2 separate regions of the Homo sapiens genome follow, and region 2 is linked to region 1. A link is an interaction called in ENCODE POLR2A ChIA-PET data of the cell type or tissue named here. Cell type or tissue: HepG2. All regions are shown on one strand. Links, peaks and the distances in the headings refer to the core of each region. The heading gives the core; the rest is flanking DNA. Region 1 has its middle 19 kb from the start of TRIM8. Region 2 overlaps SUFU (SUFU negative regulator of hedgehog signaling).

What was found. ChIA-PET counts read pairs that join two places held together with the same protein. Peaks named below come from ENCODE experiments on the same cell type or tissue, not always from the same donor. Only the 100,000 strongest peaks of a DNase experiment are listed, where the experiment ranks them.
Region 2: POLR2A ChIA-PET joins it to region 1 with 10 read pairs; 7 of 35 experiments call an interaction of 5 or more read pairs at or near these places.

The regions. Positions count from the first base shown.
Region 1 is chr10:102,659,027-102,667,960 of GRCh38, forward strand. No RefSeq gene overlaps it. Among named protein-coding and RNA genes, the nearest start is that of TRIM8, 19 kb to the left of the region's middle. RefSeq lists a silencer at 2,242-2,301. In HepG2, for the core only: no CTCF peak of the experiment used is centred there; a DNase peak (open chromatin) is centred at 2,295; H3K4me3 peaks cover 590 bases.
Region 2 is chr10:102,594,813-102,599,088 of GRCh38, forward strand. It overlaps SUFU (SUFU negative regulator of hedgehog signaling), which reads left to right. Exons shown (of 12, transcript NM_016169.4): 7 at 2,328-2,481. Among named protein-coding and RNA genes, the nearest start is that of TRIM8-DT, 46 kb to the right of the region's middle. RefSeq lists an enhancer at 1,964-2,940. In HepG2, for the core only: a CTCF peak has its summit at 1,820; DNase peaks (open chromatin) are centred at 1,819 and 2,799.

The sequences.
Region 1 (8,934 bases), core at 1,184-3,683:
AATTAGTTGGGCGTGGTGGGGCACACCACACCTGTGGTCCCAGCTACTCTGGGACTGAGGTGGGAGAACTGCTTGAGCCTGGGAGGCAGAGGTTGCAGTAGGTCTAGATCAAGTCACTGCACTCCAGCCTGTGCAACAAAACAACAGAGCAAGACCCTGTCTCAAAAAAAAAAAAAAAAAAAGGGTAAGGGTGCTGATTCCTGAGGCCTAGCTTAGACTCATCGGGAATCTCTGAGAGCCCAGGAATTTGCATTTTTAACTCTATTCTCCCATATCCTGGGTTTAGAGAAGTGCTGCCATTGTGGTGGTCAGGGTCCTCCCTGCTGCTTGTCACAGAGGCCACTGCGGGGAGAGGAAGCTGGGACACCCCCAAGGCCCTTCTCTGGAGAGGGGCCTCACCTTCAAAAAGGCTCCGGTTGTTGCCTGATGCTCTGCACAGAGCTGTAAGTCCGCAGCCCATGCACTTCTGTAATCTGCTGGGTGCCTAGTTATCTTTCTTCTTGTTTGGGCAGAATCCGGGCCTGAATGCCACCCACCCCAGGAAGCCCAGGACAAGGCAGACAGCCTTGTAAAGTCCCATTCCTGCCAGGCGCGGTGGCTCATGCCTGTAATCCCAGCACTTTGGGAGGCTGAGATGGGCGGATCACCTGAGGTCGGGAGTTCGAGACCAGCCTGGTCAACGTGGTGAAATTTCATCTCTATTAAAAATACAAAAATTAGCCGGCATGGTGGTGGGCGCCTGTAGTCCCAGCTACTCAGGAGGCTGAGGCAGGAGAATCGCTTGAACCTGGGAGGCAGAGGTTGCAGTGAGCCGAGATCGTGCCACTGCACTGCAGCCTGGGTGACAGAGCCAGACTCCATCTCAAAAAAAAAAAAAAAAAGTCCCATGCCAGTGGTCCAAGCCTCACTGACCCCTAGCCACCCCTCCCCTCAGAAAAATAAAGGCTTGCCGAGCACGTTGGCTCATGCCTGGAATCCCAGCAGTTTGAAGGTGGATGGATCACTTGAGTTCAGGAGTTCAAAACCAGCCTGGGCCACATGGTGAAACCCCATCTCTACTAAAACGAAAAATTAGCCAGGCGTGGTGCCACGGGCCTGTGGTCCTAGCTACTCTGGAGGCTGAAGTGGGAGGATTGCTTGATTGAGGCTGGGAGGTGGAGGTTGCAGTGAGCTGAGATCTTGCCACTGCACTCCAACCTGGGCAACAGAGCAAGATCCTGTCTCAAAGAAAAAAAAGAAAAATAAAGACTTTGGGGCTGGCCAGACCAAACCATAGCCTTGGTCTTGCTAACTGCCTCCGCCTTCCTGCCCTGAGGGAGTAGAGGATGACTCGGGTGGGGTGGTGGACCCTTGCTTCATTGTTCCCCTCCCCAGTGTGGCAGGGAGCCAGGAGCAGTATGACAACAGCTGGCCTACCCCTTCCCTCCCCGTGCACCTGTTTGGGGCTAAAGGGAGTGGGGAAATGACTGGAGCACAGTGCCCCTCCAGCCCAGGGTGCAGGATGCCTGGGGGCAGGTGCCGGTGGACAGTCACTTCACTCCACTCAAATCTGCTTCTGTCTCACTGTCCCTTTCTCCAGTTCTCAGGAGCCCTGAGACATCCCCCGTGCCAAGAGTTGGGAGCCAAGATAAAAAGCTGCCTAATTTCTTTCCCACTTGGCCTAGTTTTGTTTTGGCTGAGGGGAGAGGCCCTTTCCCCAGGTGCGTCAATCCACTGAGATGTGGAGGGGACATTCTGGTGGGAATGGGATGGGCTTGAGCCCCTCCATGTCCCAGCTTTGAAGCCCACTCCAGACAATGACACGCTCAGGCACACATCTATAGGTGAAGCAGCAGCTGCCCAGAGTTGGCTTGGGGGGGGTTCCCTAGGCAGCCAGGGAAGCAGGGAGACGCTAACCCACCCAGCTGTCCCCAGCCACCCAGCTGTCCCTGGCTTTGTAGGAGCAGCTGTCACCCAGCTCCCAAAAGGGTCGGGGCAGAGGAGGCCCAGAAAGAGCTGGGGCTGCCCCAGGGAACAGGCTTATTCAGAAGTCATCGGAGGGGCCTTCTCTGCCCTGAACTGGTGGCCCCTTGGAGGGCTGGCTGCAGCCACAGGTGCCCCAGTGCCCAGCCCTCCCCTCCTGCCTTCCCCCAAAGGCCATCACGCCTCCCCTTTCCGGGAAGGGTTGGGGATCTGACCACGTCTCCCTACCCCACAGACTGGGGCCGACAGCTCCTGTGGCCCAGATGTGCTGAGCCCGCAGCGAGGCCACCGCGAGGGAGTGGGTGGGGGTGGTTTCCTCTGCTGCCTGCCGGCCCCAGCTCTTTCATGTTGCCGCCCTCCCCATCCCAGCCCGGAGCCAAGCAGCTGGGCCGCTCCTGCCCCCTCCCTCGGCCTCGCTCCCAGCTGTCTTTGGGGTGGGGCAGGGCAGCTGGGGAACAGCTGCAAGGCAGGAGCCTGGGGGGTGATGGGTGCCCCCTGCAACTGCCGGAAACGGTCTTTGGGCCAAGAAGGGAGTCTGAAGGGTGGGGGTGGAGAGGGCGAGGCCTAGGGGATGATCGGCTCCACCCCTTCTCCCAGCGCATCTGGCCAGGAGACCCCAGCTCAAAGCCCCCTCCAGCTTCAAAGGGCACCCTGGGGTGGGAGGCAGGAGACGAGGGTGGATGCCCTGACCCACTGAGTCCGCACCCCAGGGCCCCTCTCTCCAAGCTGTGACCTCACCTCAGGGTTCTTAACAGGCCTTGCTAACACTCTCCCACTCAGATCCTGTCATTGTCACCATGGCCTTCCTAAGACACCCTCATCTTCTCCCATCCGAGGGTGGGGGAGAACCAATTCGATTCGCAACTTCAGGACCCAGGACCCATCTAGCCGCCTGGGGGATTCCCTACCCCACCTCTGCAGCCTGTAAATTCTGGGGGAGGAGGCCCTGGAGGGAGGATCAGAGGCATGTCCTTCCCCAACCTCCCACTCTGGCCTACTAAGAAATGGGAGCAGGGCTGACCCTATGAAAGTGTGGGAGGTGAAGGAGCTGGAGTCGTGATTCCTGGGTATCCCCAGACAGACATCACCACACTACAGCCCCTCTTCTAAGGTGATCCCAGCACTTTGGGAGGCTGAAGCAGGAGGATCCCTTGATGAGACCAGCATGGGCAGTATAAGGAGATCCTGTCTCTATAAAAAATTAAAATATTAGGCTGGGCGCGGTGGCTCATGCCTGTAATCCCAACACTTTGGGAGGCCAAGGCAAGCAGATCACTTGAGGTCAGGAGTTCGAGACCAGCCTGGCCAACATGGTGAAAGCCCAACTCTACTAAAAATAAAAAAAATTATCTGGGCCGGGCACGGTTGTTCACACCTGTAATCCCAGCACTTTGGGAGGCTGAGGCAGGCGGATTACGAGGTCAGGAGATGGAGACCATCTTGGCCAACATGGTGAAACCCTGTCTCTACTAAAATACAAAAACTTAGCTGGGCGTGAAGGCACATGCCTGTAATTCCAGCTACTTGGAAGGCTGAGGCAGGGGAATCGCTTGAAACTGGGAGGCGGAGGTTGCACTGAGCAGAGATCGTGCCACTGCATTCCAGCCTCGGGACAGAGCAAGACTTCCTCTCAAAAAAAAAAAATTATCTGGGTGTGGTGGTGGGCACCTGCAATCACAGCTACTGGGGAGCCTGAGGCAGGAGAATCGCTTGAACAGGGGAGGCGGAGGTTGCAGTGAGCCGAGATGGCGCCATTGCACTCCAACTGGGGTGACAGCGCGAGACTCCATATCAAAAAAAAAAAAAAAAAAAAAAGGCCGGCACGGTGGCTCACGCCTGTAATCCCAGCACTTTGGGAGGCTGAGGCGGGAGGATCATGAGGTCAGGAGATCGAGACTATCCTAGCTAACACAGTGAAACCCCGTCTCTACTAAAAATACAAATAATTAGCTGGGCGTGGTGGCCTGCACTTGTAGTCCTGGCTACTCGGGAGGCAGAGGCAGGAGAATGGTGTGAACCCAGGAGGCAGAGCTTGCAGTGAGCCGAGATCGTGTCACTGCACTCCAGCCTGGGCCACAGAGCAAGACTCTGTCTCAAAAACAAAACAAAACAAAACAAAAACCCACAAAAAATTAAAAATTTAACCTGACGTGCTGGCATGTGTGGTCTCAGCTACTCAGGAGGCTGAGGCAAGAGGATCACTTGAGTGCTGGAGGATCCCTTGAGCCTGGGAGGTCAAGGCTGCAGTGAGCTGTGATTGCACCACTGAACTCCAGCCTGGACGACAGAGCGAGACCCTGTCTCAAGTAAATAAAATAAAATAAAATAAATAAAATAAAATAAATAAAATAAAATAAAATAAAATAAATAAAATAAAAAATAAAATAAAATAAAATAAAATAAAATAAATAAAATAAAATAAAATAAATAAAATAAAATAAATAAAATGCCTGGCATGGTGTCTTATGCCTGTAATCCCAGCACTTTGGGAGGCCGAGGCAGGTGGATTGCCTGAGGTCAGGAGTTGGAGACCAGCCAGGCCAACATGGTGAAACCCTGTCTCTAGTAAGAATACAAAAATTAGCAGGGCATGTTGGTGGGTGCCTGTAATCCCAGCTACTTGGGAGACTGAGGCAGGAGAATTGCTTGAACCTGGGAGGTGGAGGTTGCTGTGAGCCGAGATTGCGCCACTGCACTCCAGCCTGGGTGACAGAGCAAGACTCCGTCTCAAAATAAATAAAATAAAATAAAATAAAATATAAAATAAAATAAAATAAAATAAAATAAATAAAATAAAATAAAATTAAAATAAAATAAAATAAAATAAAATATAAAATAAAATAAAATAAAATAAAATAAATAAAATAAAATAAGTCTCCCTGCGTGTTTTTGGAAAATTCTTCCTTGGAGGAGCTTTAGAAACAGTGGTCTCCAGAACCCGGATTCTGGTGCTGGTTCTAGAATCCTCTGGGTCCTGTTTGTTTTTGTTAAGAGGGCAAGGAAGGAAATTGAGAGCACTCTTAGACGGCCTTTGTCTTTTTTTTTTTTTTTTTTTGGGGAGACGGAGTCTCGCTCTGTTGCCCAGGCTGGAGTGCAGTGACGATCTCGGCTCACTGCAAGCTCCGCCTCCCAGGTTCACGCCATTCTCCTGCCTCAGGCTCCCCAGTAGCTGGGACTATAGGCGCCTGCCACCACGCCCGGCTAATTTTGCCCGGCTAATTTTTTTGTATTTTTAGTAGAGACGGGGTTTCACTGTGTTAGCCAGGATGGTCTCGATCTCCTGACCTTGTGATCTGCCCACCTCGGCCTCCCAAAGTGCTGGGATTACAGGCGTGAGCCACCACGCCCGGCCCTAGATTGCCTCTGTCTTATACTCTGTGCAGAAGAGCTGGGGCAGGGCCTGGGGTTCAGGCTTTTCCAGGGCTAAGCTTCCAGAATCTTCTTTGGAGGCTGGGAGAAATGGGAAATACTTCACAGTATGGGGCAGAGGCTGCTAGGGTTGAGGGGCTTATGGTGAGAAGGGATCCGCCTGGACCAGGAAGGGGCTGGCCCCAAGAACATGAGCTTCTTCCTTCAGCTTTAGCTTCCGTCTTTCTTTCCTAACACTGTGTCCTTCCACCTGAATCCCAAAGTCTGTCTTCCTTTCCAGGATAGCATGTGTTCCAACCCTGCTGGAATTCCTACACAGCCCACAACCTCAGGATGTCACTGTCACAGTGAAAGTCCTTCGACATAACCAATAGAAAGCTGATGGACAGAGCTGTGGTCTCTACCATATCCATTCTCTCTTTTTTTTTTTTTTTGAGACAGAGTCTTGCTCTGTCATCCAGGCTGGAGTGCAGTGGCCTGGACTTATCCCAGAGCTCTGCACTAGGGGGGTCTTCGAATGTTTCCTTCACGAGAGACCAGTTTTCTTTCACTTTTGTGTGGTTAATGCCTCTCAACTGTAGCAAACTGGGATATTTATGACTTCTCCTTGCACTAGATCTTCAATAATTGGCTCTTTCTTGAGAAAGGACCCATCTGCTCTGTGATACAGATTTTTTTTATTATTATTATTTACACTGAGGCAAGCAGGGGGCGATACATGAGGTGGTATGCAGCTTGTAGCATGGGGGCTTAGAGAAGGCACAGAATGGCCGGGTGCACTGGCTCATGCCTGTAATTCCAGCACTTTGGGAGGCTGAGGCCGGTGTATCACCTGAGGTCGGGAGTTCAAGACTAGCCTGGCCAACATGGTGAAACCCCGTCTCTACTAAAAGTACAAAAATTAGCCAGGAGTGGTAGCAGGCGCCTGTAATCCCAGCTACTCAGGAGGCTGAGGCAGGAGAATCGCCTGAACCCGGGAGATGGAGGTTGCAGTGAGCCGAGATCTCACTACTGCACTCCAGCCTGGGTGACAAGAGTGAGACTTTAGTCTCAAAAAAAAGAGATGGCACAGAATTCCATCTCAGAAGTAGAATGCAGGGAGGGGTGTTCCAAGAACTGGGTGTAAAGGTGGTATGAACTTCTGGTCCACCTGGAAAAAAAAACAGCAGTGAATCATTTGACATATAAAAGTCCTGGGCCAGGCGCGGTGGCTCACACCTGTGATCCCCGCACTTTGGGAGGCTGAGGCGGGCGGATCACCTGAGGTCGGGAGTTCGAGACCAGCCTGGCCAACACGGTGGAATCCCATGTCTACTAAAAACACAAAAATTAACCGGGCGTGGTGGTGGGCGTCTGTAATCCCAGTTACTCAGGAGGCTGAGGCAGGAGAATTGCTTGAACCCGGGAGGCGGACGTTGCAGTGAGCCAAGAGCACATCATTGCACTCCAGCCTGCACAACAAGAGTGAAACTCCGTCCCAAAAAAATACATAAATAAAAATAAATGTCCTGGCTGCCTGGTTGTGAATTGGTTGTTGCCATCAGACACTACCCATGTGCATGCCTGCTGCAGGGCACTGAGCTGGGAGGGGGCATGGATGCAGATGTGCAGCTTGTGGCCTAAGAGGGACTTACCAGCCACACCAAATGCCAGTCCCGCCCGCTGCAGCTCCCTAGTCTCCACCCAGCACACCATATGCTGGAAGTCAGTCTGCCTGCAACCTGCGTGCTTCCATGCCTCACTGGCTTTGGACTTGCTGACCCTCTGCCTGGACTGACTCTCTAGCCTCAAAGTCTCACCTCTGTGCAGCCCTCGTGGCCCCCGCCCCCTCTGCAGAGAGTGGCTAAGGGGTAATGAGACGATGCATATGAGTGCCAGGTCTGGTGCTGGCATAGGTGACTTTCAGGCATCCGCAGCTATCACAATGTTTATGTTCCTTTGGGCCAGCCATACTCCCATGCACTTCGCTCCCTCACTTTGGATTTTAACTAATTGTGGTTCACAGGTTAAGTTGCAAGCTGCCTGGCTTAATGTCCAACTAGGCTGTGAGTGCCTGGAGGACGTGAATGTGAGTCAGCTCTGATTTTTTTTTCAGGGCCTAGCACAATGCCTGTATGTTTGTTTCATTCATTCATTCATCCAATAAGTCATTATTGAGCTCCTTCTTGTTCCAGGCATTGCTTCAATGTCAGGGATATAGCAGCGAACAAAACAAACTCTGCCATCTTGGAGCTGATCATCTGTGGGGAAGAGCTAGACAATCAACCCTAAAGAAGTCACCGTGAGAGGCCGGGCCTGGTGGCTAATGCCTGTAATCCTAGCACTTTGAGAGGCCAAGGCAGGCAGATTGCCTGAGCTCAGGAGTTCGAGACCAGCCTGGGCAACATGGTGAAACCCTGTCTCTACTAAAAATACAAAAAAATTAGCTAGGCATGGTGGCACATGCCTGTAATCCCAGCTACTCGGGATGCTGAGGCAGGAGAATTGCTTGAACCTGGGAGGCGCAGGTTGCAGTGAGCCGAGATCACACCACTGCACTCCAGCCTGGGCGACAGAGTGAGACTCCGTCTCCAAAAAAAAAAAAAAAAGTCACTGTGAGGCTGGGCGCAGTGGCTCACACCTGTAATCCCAGCACTTGGGAGGCCGAGGTGGGCAGATCACCCGAGGTCAGGAGTTCGAGACCAGCCTGGCCAACATGGCAAAACTCCGTCTCTACTAAAAACACAAAAATTAGCCGGGCGTGGTGATGCATGCGCCTGTAGTCCCAGCTACTTGGGAGGCTGAGGCAGGAGAATCACTTGAACTCAGGAGGCAAAGGTTGCAGTGAGCCGAGATCGTGCCACTGCACTCTGACCTGGGCAACAGAGCAAGACTCCGTCTCAAAAAAAAAAAAAGGCCAGGCACGGTGGCTCATGCCTGTAATCCCAGCACTTTGGGAGGCCGAGGCAGGCGGATCACGAGGTCAGGAAATTGAGACCATCCTGGCTAACATGGTGAAACCCCGTCTCTAATAAAAATACAAAAAAATTAGCCGGGCGTGGTGGCGGGGCGGGCACCTGTAGTCCCAGCTACCTGGGAGGCTGAGGCAGGAGAATTGCTTGAACCTGGGAGGCGGAGGTTGCAGGGAGCCGAGATCGCACCACTGCACTCCAGCCTGGGCAACAAGAATGAAACTCCATCTCAAAAAAAAAAAAAAAAAGTCACCATGAGTTGGCGATAAGTACAGTCCAGGAAGGCAAAGCAGGTGGGGGCACAGGGGATACCAGAAGGGGAGGGGGTGTGGAAGTGTTTACAGGGAGGACTGGGCAGTCTGGCTGAGGAGGTGGCATTGAGCAGAAACCTCAGAATTTGGGGGGGCAAGATCTGGGGGATACTTGGAGCTAGAATGCTTCTGGCAGAGAGAACCAGTGCAAAGGCCTCAGGCAGAAAATGTTGTTTCAGGAAGAGTCAGGGGGCGAGGGCAGCTGGAAAGTGTTGGGGGTGGGAGAGAGTAGCAAGTGATGAGGTCAGACAAGGCAGTGAGGGGACAGGGCAGGGCACAGGCTATGGGAGGGGTTTTGCTTCTGCTCGAGAGATATTTGCTGGATGAAGGGTTTCACAGGG
Region 2 (4,276 bases), core at 1,744-4,243, 64 kb before region 1:
GGGTCAAGCAGTTCTCCTGCCTCAGCCTCCCGAGTAGCTGAGATTACAGGCGCCCACCACCACGCCCAGATAATTTTTTGTATTTTTAGTAGAGACAGGGTTTCACCATGTTGGCCAGGCTGGTCTCGAACTCTTGACCTCAGATGATCCGCCCGCCTCGGCCTCCCAAAGTGCTGGGATTACAGGTTTGAGCTAGTGCGCCTGGCCCATAACTGCCTTTCTTATGGGCTTCTCTTGAAGCAGGAGCCACAGACAGCTAATAATGTTACCTGCCTGGTGTCTGGCTCCTTCTACTCCCCTGACCAAATGCAGGTCATTGCCATCTCTAAACCTGCCATGCTTCTGTAAAATATCTGGTAGGCCACAGGCAGTTGCCGGGAGTTCCATGTGTTAGAGCAAGAGAAAGGTGGCAGATGGACATGTAGCCAGCAGCCCCTGAGTTCTTCACTGTAGACTTGTGAGTTCTTGGGCATAAATCCTCTTCATTCACAGATGATGCTCCTCTGTTTTCCTAGTGCCTTTAACACTGAACATTTCAAACTGCTGCCAGGATCCTCTGTTCTCTCTGCTTTAAACTTGGTTTCCTTGTATCTTCTGCATATGCAAGAACCAGGAACCAGGAAGGCTATCTTTCCCTAAGCCCTTGTTCTGTAGCCACACTGGGATCCAGCATGGGGCACTGTGGGCCGTTGTTTGGCCCCTGTCATAAGTGCCAAGTACTAAGAAAGAACCTGGTCCTTTGCACTAGTAGGGTAAACAGCTGTCCTTCCATGCCAAGGGCTGTTCTTCCTAGTCTGCAGGATCCCCTGAGAGCAGCCCACAGGACCCGGAGCACCTAGTGGTCTTTGAAAGCAAGCCAGGGTCCCACAGGAACAAAGGACAGCTTTCTTTCCTGGTGGCTCTGTGCACCAAGTGTGAACTCCTCTGTATTCACTGTGCCTTTCTGGGGCCTGCTTGCTATCAGTCTCTTTAGAGCTGGCATATATTCCTGTGATTCAAGCTCTACACTAACCAGCTGTGTGCCCAAATAAGTCCCTCGCCTTCTGGGTCTTAACTTTTTCTTTTTACTTATAAAGTAAATAGCCCAGACAAGTTGAGCCAAGAATTGTCTGTCTGCAACTCTTTACCTAAGTGAGGGACCCCAGGGCAGCCAGTGCAGAGGAAAAAGCTCAGACTATCCCCTGAGCACACCAGGGTATACATGCTCCCTGCCCAGAGTACACAGAGCGCTTCCCTGCTTAGCCTCTTCCTGCTCGGAACCCACAGCTTTGCCCAGGCCAGCATTAGCACTTGAAAGGAGGAGATGACTGATGGGAAGGAGGCGTCTGGGGCAGAGCCACTTGCTGACTGGTCCCAGGAAATAAGGACAGTACCTGTACTTCTCCCACATGGGGCTTCTGGGCTGATCAGCAGGCCAGTGTGGTACCTGTGGAGCCGGGAAGCACAGATTATTGTTGAGATGCTCAGTCACAAGCTTGATTTGGCCCACATGGACATAGAGCCTTCCAGATGACTTTTAATTCAAGGTCCAGCATCAATGAACTGTGTTTTACCAGAAAATCCAGGGATGTTTTGAGTACAACTCTTCCTTGAAGCCATTTGGAGAGTGTTTGTACTCAGCAGTACCAAGGCCTGCACAAAGGCAGGGTCTCGATGGGGAGAGAAGGGTGTCTGCAGATAGTCACTGCACTCTAGGCCCCCATTTCAGTCTAAGAAATGGGAAGGAATCTCCATCCAGAGTCCTTTGCTAAACAAGGGAACCAATGCATCTAGGGAAGTCCAGCCTTTGTTCTCCAGTGGCTCTTCCCTGTGTGACCACACCCTCTAGCTGTTAGAAGGGGAAACTGCAGGTGTGGCCTGTTGCCTGTGGCAGGCTTCCACCCTGTTTTCTATAGCAGTGACTGGGAGGTTCTGCCTGAAGATCGGGAGGAGAGGAAGGATCACACCTCTCCTCAGAGAAGTAGGCTCTCTCATGGCCACATCAGCCCCACCAGCCAGCGTGGCGGGGACAGGTTTGGGGCTCTGAAACAGGTAGAGGCCATTGTGCTGGAAGGCTGATGGTAGAAGAGATGTTTCCCTTGGGATTTGCATTCCTCCTGGCTTCCCCTAATCCCTGGTTCCCCTGGAGGAGTCCAGGAGCTGGCAGAGACCATCATGCATTGGTAACCAGGGCAGAACAAGGTCAGAGATCCTGCTCTCCAGCATTTGTCCCATGCTCAGCACCACAAGGGCTCAGTAAATACTGTAAGAGCAGTGGCTGAAAGGGTGGTCACCTTGGGTCACCAGTTCTCTGAAAGAACTCTGGCTCTTTGGTTCTTTTCAAGCAGGAGAGAGTTGACAAAGGCATCGAGACAGATGGCTCCAACCTGAGTGGTGTCAGTGCCAAGTGTGCCTGGGATGACCTGAGCCGGCCCCCCGAGGATGACGAGGACAGCCGGAGCATCTGCATCGGCACACAGCCCCGGCGACTCTCTGGCAAAGGTGGGAGCCATCACTCAGCATTCCACCAGCCTTCCTCCTTCCTTTTCCCCAGGGCCTGGTTTCCAGTCTCTCTAGGATGGGTCTCTAACAAAAACAACCCATTCAATAGTTTATTTCCTGGCATGATTTAAACAGCAAGTGAAGTCTTCCAGCAGGGCGGAATTAAGGGAGCTTTATTGGCCCATTCCTAGTTGTGTTTCCTGTGTGTATTTCAAATGCATCACCAGCAGGCACCGTTGTGTTTTAGATATGCCCTTTGCAATCTGAGGTCATGGAGGTGAGTGGAAGCCTCAGAACAGTTACAGGAAAAGTCCATAGTCCACCCAAGTGCAAGAGAAAAGTGTCGGCCACCCACGGAATTGACACAGGGCCCAGCTCTGGCCTGAAGGCCATGCCAGATCCAAGGATCACTCTGGCCTCGGGCCCTCCCAGGCCTTCAACAAATGAGGCCTGAGTGTGAGGCTGGCTTGCAAATTGCCCACCTCCTGTCATATAGATACAGGGTTAGGGGCTGTGGGCAGGGCCTCTGGACCCACCGTGTTCCGGATGGGGTCTTTGGGAAGGAGGATGTGGCTGTCCTGTTGGAATCTCCCTGTGCTGATCTTGGCTACAGAAACAGTTGTGGTTTTTAGTAGAGGGCGTCCCCAGCTAACTGCAAAGGAGAAGCAGCCACTTACATATACATGTGTTGACAGCTTCTTTGTCTACTTCCTTTCTTCATTCTTCCATCTTTTCTTTTTTTGAAGAATAAGATGTCTACAGCCCTGAATAAAATCCTTACATATATGATAACACTTATAAAAGGTTTTTGTTCGTTCTGTAAAGGACAAACTTAAACTCCTAGTGCAAATATTTGAGCCCTTTCTTTTTTTTTTTCTTTGAAACAGGGGTCTCTGTTGCCCAGGCTGGAGTACAGTGGGTTGATCTTGGCTCACTGCAACCTCTGCTTCCCAGGCTGAAGTGATTCTCCAGCCTCAGCATCCCAAGTAGCTGGGACTACAGGCGTGAGCCACCAACGCCCAGCTAATTTTTGTATTTTTTTGTAGAGTCAGGGCTTCGCTGTGTTGCCCACGCTGGTCTTAAACTCCTGAGCTCAAAACAATCCACCCGCCTCAGCCTCCCGAAGTGCTGGGATTACAGATGTGAGCCACCGCACCCGGCCAAGCCCTTTCTTTCCTTCCTGTTTGTTCTAATGGCATGCCAAGCCTATTGGAGGCTCAAAGAGAGGGTATACAGTTATTGGAATCATTTGGTTGCTTTTGACAAAAGAGGTGATTTAAAGAGGGAGTCATAGTCTTGTCTAAAATTTCAGTCATTACTGGCTATTTTTAAAAATTGTAAAAGTAATCCATTCCACTGTAACAAGTCAAATAGTTAGAAAAGTTAGTAATCATCTCCTTCCCACTCTAAGGCCACTCTTTGAGCAACTAATTTTAATTTGCTTTTTTGTATCTGTTTACAGTTTGCAGAGGTAAATTTAGATCCAAATCTCAATACAGGGGACCAGACTAGTAAGCTTCATCCCAAAGACCAGCAAAGCACCTTACAAAGAAATAATCCCACCAAGGGAACTCTTTCACTTCCTGGCCCTTGCCTCTCCATGGAGAGGCAGAGTTTCCTGGGATAGACCAAGGTGGAGAGATGATCTTAGCATCTCACTGACTTGAATGCAAGGGGAAGGAGTGGCGGGACCAGATGCTAGTTGACTACCCAGAACCCAGAAAGGTGTGTTAGAGGCACCTGCCCATTCATGGCAGGGTGCTTGCAGCCTTAACTCACATCCATTTCAGTGGGC